Linked DNA regions of Mus musculus: region 1 is linked to region 2. The links are chromatin loops, found by intact Hi-C in ENCODE. Cell type or tissue: left cerebral cortex. All regions are shown on one strand.

Evidence for each region. Hi-C counts contacts between places; a loop is a spot of excess contacts. Peaks named below come from ENCODE experiments on the same cell type or tissue, not always from the same donor. Only the 100,000 strongest peaks of a DNase experiment are listed, where the experiment ranks them.
Region 1: it touches region 2 in a loop (3-fold over the local background); 11 of 42 quality-filtered maps call a loop at or near these places.

Annotation. Positions count from the first base shown.
Region 1 is chr16:55,467,423-55,471,422 of GRCm38, reverse strand. The region is part of intron 2 of Gm45968 (a long non-coding RNA gene); the gene reads left to right. Among named protein-coding and RNA genes, the nearest start is that of Mir5118, 25 kb to the left of the region's middle. In left cerebral cortex, CTCF peaks have their summits at 1,469 (motif pointing right) and 2,123 (motif pointing right); a DNase peak (open chromatin) is centred at 2,164.
Region 2 is chr16:54,982,539-54,986,538 of GRCm38, reverse strand. No RefSeq gene overlaps it. Among named protein-coding and RNA genes, the nearest start is that of Gm22977, 12 kb to the right of the region's middle. In left cerebral cortex, a CTCF peak has its summit at 2,414 (motif pointing right); a DNase peak (open chromatin) is centred at 2,546; H3K4me3 peaks cover 441 bases; H3K27ac peaks cover 488 bases.

The sequences.
Region 1 (4,000 bases), 480 kb before region 2:
CCAGACCTGAGTTTAGAGGGGGCATTGCTGGCAACCTGGCTTTCTGTTGTTCATTTGGTTGCTATTCTGTATTATTCTGGGGAAGCAAGACAGAGGAAATCACAGAACAGCAACACACACACACACACACACACACACACACACACACACACACACTAGGGTAAGAGGTTTCACCCAACTGCTTCACGTCGAATCCTCAGGTCAAAAAATTGGTGAGAAGTATCAGAGCCGAGACCTGTCATCTCAGTGGCCGCACACTTTCCAACTTTGCTGTATATTTCATCTAATTAATTTCATGCCCCTGGTTAGACCCGCATCCGTGTTTGTTGATGCTGGAGCCGTTCTCTGCGGCAATGTTTGTGTTCTAACTCTTCTTTAGTATGAGGCCAGTGACGCTTTCCTTGTATGATTTATGACTTTCTGAGCACTTTCCCATCTCTGTCTCACTTGATTTACGCAGCGGCTGTGTCGGGGCTTCAAGCTGCTGCAAGGGCAGTCATTGTTTTATTTAACTCATCGCTTACTGCTGCAGAGCCCAGCATCCTCCATATTTATTCATCAATGATTCATTCAATGATTACACAATTTATAGTGAGGGCCCGAAGTAAGCACTGACAGATGTGAACATTCTGTGTAGCTTTTGATGAAAGACCAAATTATAATGCGTAGCGATGTTTGTATAAGCGACAGTACTGTAGGGGACTTCGGTAATTAAGAGCGATAGGATTTTACATTGGTTCTTTGGTTTTGCTGTATCATTTAAGTCATTTGATGATTGACTTTGGTCTTTTATCTTCTCCTATGACAACTGAATGATATATATAATACTCATGTGACAGAGGAGTGTTCAAATTCTTATCTTTCAAAAATTTTAGAGTTATAATAAGTGATGATGACATCATTGAATTCTAAATCTTAATCCATTTTATTGTATTTCTTTATTGATATTTAGCCCAAACTGAAATTGTTTGAATTAAGTAGAGTTACATAATAGCCTTATGTGCATTTCAGTTGATCCTTGAAAGTTTGAACCTTCTTTCTTTCTTTCTTTCTTTCTTTCTTTCTTTCTTTCTTTCTTTCTTCCTTCCTTCCTTCCTTCCTTCCTTCCTTCTTCCTTCCTTCCTTCCTTCCTTCCTTCCTTCCTCTCTCCCTCCCTCCCTTCCTTCCTTCCTTTCTTTCTTTCTTTCTTTCTTTCTTTCTTTCTTTCTTTCTTTCTTTCTTTCTTTCTTTCTTTCTCTCTCATCTCTCTTTCTCTCTTTCTTTCTTCCTTTCTTTCTTTCTTTCTTTCTTTCTTTCTTTCTTTCTTTCTTCCTTCCTTCCTTCCTTCCTTCCTTCCTTCCTTCCTTCCTTCCTTCCTCCCTCCCTTTCTTTATTTCTTTCTTTTTGCAATTTTTAAAAAGATTTATTTATTATTATGTCTAAGTACACGGTTGCTGTCTTCAGACACACCAGAAGAGGGCATCAGATCTCACTACAGATGGTTGTGAGCCACCATGTGGTTGCCGCGGAAGAGCAGCCAGTGCTCTTCTGAGCCATCTCTCCAGTCTTTTTTTTTTTTTTTTCTTTTGTAAATTTACACATATCTGCAAGTGAGGAGATACAGAAATGGACAGAAAGTATACTTTTATATTGTTTATTACTTAGTTTTACATGAAGTTTACTTTATGCTGCTTTTTAAGGTTGGAGCTGTGTTCAGAAGTTTGTGACTGACATGGAAACCATGAAGTTTTGCTTTATCAACCATAAAAATAATTTTGGTATAAAATTTGGTTTATGTCTAGGAAAAAGACTCTAATTCAAAGTTGACTGAATTTCATAAACTAAATAAGAAGCATTGTGATGTTATAGAAGCATGTCTATTATAATTTATGGCAACAATTATTTCAATTTCTTCCCTGTATTAAAGGTGCCTATATGTTTTGACATTTACATAAACAATATTTGAATAAAGGATCAGAGAAATGGATGAATTTTACTGTATAACTTGATTTTTCTCTATGAATCACAGGGAAGTTGATGAGATCACAAAAAATAAAATAGTGACAACTGCTTAGTTTTCTTAGGAGACAACCTAAAAGGTCTAAATAACATAAAGAGGAGCTAGGAGTTCCTCTCTTGGGTGAAGGCCAGCAGATGGCAGTGTGTGGTAAGGAATGGTGCGAGCCTGTCTGTTGGCTCAGAGCCAGGGGATCTCTAGCTCACTGCTCTATTCCAGTGGTAGGAATGAAGATCTAGACGTGTGAAAACCTGCAGGAAATCTGGAAAGGGAACCTTTGCCAACCGAAGATATTCAATAGATGAGACTGAATCCTGGGTGATTACGAATGGGGTGTTTGTTTATCATGCTGTAGATACCATGAAGGTCTCTCTCTCTCTCTCTCTACCCCCATGCGTGCGTGTGCATGTGTGTGTGTGTATGCGTGTGTGTATGTGTGTGTCTATATTAGCTGTACTCATTTCCTTTCACCACATTCTCTCTCAGGGATGATTTCATCGACCCCATGACTTTATTGTCACCGATAACATAATAATAATAATAATAATAATAATAATAATAATAATAATAAATAATGACCCACAGATCTATGCTGCCTAGTCTGTGTACCCTGTTTAGCATTTCATAGGCACTCTTAATTCAGCTAGTCTCCAAGCTAACTTTACAGCCTGGTTTTCCCCAAAGCCACATTCCCCCAGTGTTTGCAGGTTAACATCCAAAAGATCCTTAAAACCAGAATCCTGGGAGTCATTTTAAAAAACTCCCCTCTCTTTTCCAGTCCTCCCCTGCAGTAAACATACAGCTATCCCGCCCTAAGGTTCATTCTCTACCTTTCAGCTTTACTCCAGCTTGTTTCCCAAAGCTCAGTTCTACAGAGAACCCCAGGAATGTTCGCCGTGGATCCATTCTCACCCCACTTCTGTGAATTCTGTACAATCACAGCCACTTTAAAACATTCGGATCAGGTGGTGACACAGTGGCCTTACTTGGATCTCTGCCCATCCCTGCTCTACCGCAATAAGTGAGCTTTCTAATTCTGCTTTTGTTCTTTTAAGTTTCAAAGCTTTGAACTATGGTGTTAGTACTGTTTGCAATCACATTTCTGCCATTCTTCCTTTTCTTATATAATCTAAAAGTGATCTTATCTTTCAAGCATCACTCTGTCGTTTGCTCCAAAATTTTAACTCAGGAGACGACGTCAGGGCTCTGGCTTCATCATTTGGTACTTTTGTCTTGTACATGTGCTCATTGTTTTCCACTAGAGTGTAAGCACCAAAGCATATCCATTTCCTCCACTGCAGTGCCTTTGGTGGCTAGCACATGGCTAGGGATATAGCTGTTTTCTGTGACTATTTGTAGAATGGATGACTTCATGAATGGGGATATCTGTGAGACCTGAATGAATGACCTAATTCTATTTTATTCTATTGCCACTGTGGTGGGGATGGCCTAGGGATATAGTGTAAAAGGAGAATGCGGGTCAGTTCTCCTGGAGTGTGCTCTGTGTTCGTGATCTCTTTGTAATGACAGAAGAGTCTCAATTCAAACATGGGAGAAGGGGAAAGAAGGGACTCTTGAGAGTCAATGTGAAGTTGTCTCACTGATCTTATAAAGTATAAGTAAACCTTGCTAATCAGCAGCAACTTGATCAATATAACCAAGAGGTCTTGCGACAGTTACCTACAAGGTGAACGGTATTATAAAGCAGTACTCTTTCTTTTTATGCAGGGATTTAGGGAGGAATATAGTGTAGCAAGAAAGTATGGAGTAGCTCCTTTCCAAAAGACATTCCATGGAAATTAAAATATTTTGTACCTGTATTAGCATCATGTCAGGCACTAATGATATGTAGCGTCTGAGCACTTAAGCAGGAGGAAATTCAAATTAGGAATTCATTTCTGCATTCTGCTTAATTTTAATAATTCTATATTCATATGTCAACTAATTTAGACTTAAATTTAAATAGCTACACATGGCTGGTGATCACTATATCAGTTTGCGTGG
Region 2 (4,000 bases):
AGACAGCCAGTTAGAACAGCACCATTTATTGAAGATGCTTTCTGTTTTCCATTGTTCATTTTTGGCATCTTTGTCAAAGATCAAGTGACAGTAAGTGTATGGTTTTATTTCTGAGTCTTCAATTCTATTCCATTGATCAAAGTGTCTGTCTCTGCACCAATACCATGCAGTTTTTATTAGTATTGCTCTGTAGTAAAGCTTGAGGTCAGGGATGGTGATTCCCCCAGCTGTTCTTTTATTGTTAAGAATTGTTTTCACTATTCTGGATTTTTTTGCCTTTTCAGATATATTTGAGAATTGAGAGAGAGAGAGAGAGAGAGAGAGAGAGAGAGAGGGGGGGGAGAGGGAGAGAGAGAGAGAGAGGGGGGAGAGAGAGAGAGAGAGGGGGAGAGAGAGAGAGAGAGAGGGAGAGAGAGAGAACTGTATGTGTGGGCATATGTGTGTCCACTTAAGGTTAAAGTCAGATGTTTTCTTCTATAGCTAATTTCCTTATTTATTTTAGGTTAGAACTGACTCAAAAGCTACAGTCCATGTGTGGATATCAGAAGACAGCCTTTGAGTCAGTTCTCTTCATAAAATATGGGACAAGGGAACTGAATCCAGAGTATCAGTGTTGGGTGGGAAGGACCTTCACACATTGAGCCATCTTTCTACTCCTTTATCTTATTTCTAGAGATATGGTTTCTCACTGAACCTAGGTATTGCTAACTTAGCAATGATAGTTGGCTAGCAAGCCCCGGCTATCCTCCTGTTTCTGTTTCCCTGTGGCAGGACTACATGTGAATGCCATCATTATCTATGTCAAATGATGCTGTAACAACTGAATAAACTTGCCATACATTGAGTATAGCTTACTGCAGGACTTTCACGGTGATTTGCTTCCTATCACTAAGTACTTCTAGCTTTGGTTTAGTTTTATTTTCCTTTTTAACAACTGATTAGATTGTAACCCACTTGGATGATTAAAATTAAGCCATGGGAAACTTTTCTCCTAGTGTTAATTAGCAATGAAGAGACATTCGTGTATTGGCTATTCAGAGAGGTGTGACAATGGGGGCTGAGATGACTCATGGTCTTACTGCTGATCCTATAGGGAATAATGGAACTGGAAAACCGCTCTATTTGGTGACAGATAAAGGATAGTGAATACAGTCAGTTACTAACTTACAGGTAAGTGCTCCTTGACCTACCATTGTGATTTTTAGCACTAAATGACATTGTTGTCTCACATATTAAGAAACCCTTTAATTTTTATTGATGACTGACACAAGGCGAAAAAATCCAAAGTGTACACACACACACACACACACACACACACACACACACACACACACACACTTCTGGAAGATTTTGCTCCATCCATCAGATGAATAGGCTGTCTTCAATATAGATCGTTCTACCCACCCAATCTCCATGCAGCTGAATGCTTTAACCTTGTTCAGTGAGACACTTAAACCTTACCTTCACCAAAATAAAATGAAGTGAAATTAGAACGACTTTATAAAAAGCCAATCACTTGAATACAAGACTTGGTGATGTAGTCAAAGTGTTAACAGTAAAGAATGAAGTCGTTAGACACTTAGGTCTTTTTAGACAGTGGTTTCCATGGAAAGTCAGGCTGTCCTTATGGGGCAGGCTTCCTTGGTAAGTACATTTTGTACTACTGTGTTCACCTACAGATAAGCTCAGAGCTAGTAACAGTCAGATAATGGAATACATTTATATGGGTTTCTAATCAATGCATGCTATTAGTTGGGAGCATATTTGAATGTCTGAGATTTTCAAATCTCATCTACCTACCACCAACTTTTAGTTCAGAGATATGTGTTCCAGAACAAATGTGAATTCAGTAGAAAAGATCAATTAAGAATTTAATCTCACACTTAAGATATTACTTTTTAAATAATCATTCAATATCTGAAGTATTGTCACAGTAACAAAAATGATAACATTAATATTTTTCTCACCGCTTCTTTTAGTCCTAACAGAAACATCATAATTAATTTTTGATTAGGTATTTGACCTCAAACCAAAACCTCAAATCAACAATTATTTTTTGTTTATATTGGTATACTCTCTGCAAGACATGTGGCTTGCTTACAGTGAAGTAATCATTAGTTGTTTATCTGGAACTTAACCCTAACTGAAGAACCCTAACTTTATTATTATTATGACACAAATACGAAAACCCTGTGGTGTTGGGAAGTAAAAAATTGAAAAGAGGGTCTCGTCTACCAAAGCCTCAAGCAGGCAAGATGAGGTTTTTTCACCGTTCCTCACACAGTCTGGTGGCAAATGACAGGACTTATTGGTGCTCAAAACAGTCTTCTTTCCACTTGACAAAATTTCCTTTTCTCTATTAAGTCAAAAAAAAAAAAAAAATCGCTCTCGGAGCGTTTTGGCGGGGCTCACGTGGCATGGCCACTAGATGGCAGTATGGGCACATCGGTCCCCACCCCCTTCTCATTCTGTAGCAAATTTTCTGTACCTTGTCTGTCCTTCTTTCCCCCCACCCTCTTTACAGGTTTCAGCTTGTCACTTTTCCTTCCCCTCTTTGTTTGCTATTTTTACTTTTATTCAAATGAGAGGACAACCAGCTGGTTGAGAATGTCATGCGGTGCTCACAGGAGGACTGCAATTGAAAAACGGAGTTGGTTGTCTTGGCTGCAGTATCCGGTTACCAGGCACCAAGGGCAATACACTTGATCAGATGCTGTGAGGTTTGACCAAGCTTGGCTCAAGTATGCTCCTCCTGAGATGGGGCCTCAGCTGTAGAGAGGTGTCAAGAGATGGACACATTTTTCAGGCGGGTTTTCCCATAAATGTAGATCGGCATATTGGGTTTTCAGGGGCTGTGCAGTGTTTTCCGTCGTGATATGAATCTTATTTTTACCCATCAAAACAAAACGCATTAAATTGCAAAGCTATGTATATATAATGACATGTCAAGAATTGATCTCAAACCTGTAGTTAGTATTCTCAGAAACTCCTTAGGTTCCTATTTATTTGATCTTTTCCCCCAGACAGAGTCTAACTATAGCACAGAGCATCCTAGAACGCATTATGTAGTACATGCTAGCCTCGAACTCACGTCAGTCTTTTTACAACCTCTTCAGGGCTGGCGTACAGTGGGCTGCTACTCCCAGCTCTGATCTTGAGTTTGTAGTCATATTCTTTAGACAGTTTTTAGTGTCAATAAGAGGAGTAACTTGCCCATTTTGTTAAGACGTACTTTGTTAGACATTTTAAAAGTCCTGTCAATTTTATTTCTAGAGGAAGAGAAACAAGGAGAAAATTATTAGGAATATGCCTGAAATGAGCGGAGGGTGTGTCTCACCCTTAACCTACGTTGTTAGTATGAGCAGAGACCCAACCCCTCCTCCATATTCCACTTCGCGTATGCTGCTCCACAGCCCTTTTGTCTAGATGTCTGATGTGGTGTGGACGCTGACGCTTTCCTTTCCCTGAAGTCCACACCTTAGGTCTTTGCAGACATAAAACTTGTTTCACCTGAATTTTCCAAAGCAGGTATAAATAATGTGTGTTAGTATTCTGTCAGGACTCCACCCCCACAGTTACCTCCCCACAGTTACCTGGCAATAGCCATGTATGCCAGGCCCAATATAAAAAGGGGGGCTGTTTGCCCCCCCCTCTCTCTCTCTCTCTCTCTCTCTCTCTCTCTCTCGCTTTTTTGCCTCTCCTACTCTCATAATCTTGCTCCTTGCTCCCTTGCTCCCCCTTTCTCCCCATTCCCTTCTCCCCTCTCTCCACGTGGCCATGACCGGGTTCTACTTCTCTACTCTCTCCCTCTCTCTGCCTTTCTCTGTCTCTACTGCTCTCTTAACTCCTCTCCCCGTGCCCTAAATAAACTGTATTCCATGCTATACCGTCATGTGTCTGGTTCCTCAGGGGGGAAGGGATGACTTGGCATGGGCCCACCGAGACATCCCCTTCCCCACACGCCACTAGAACATATTCTTATACCGCTTTATCTTCTTAT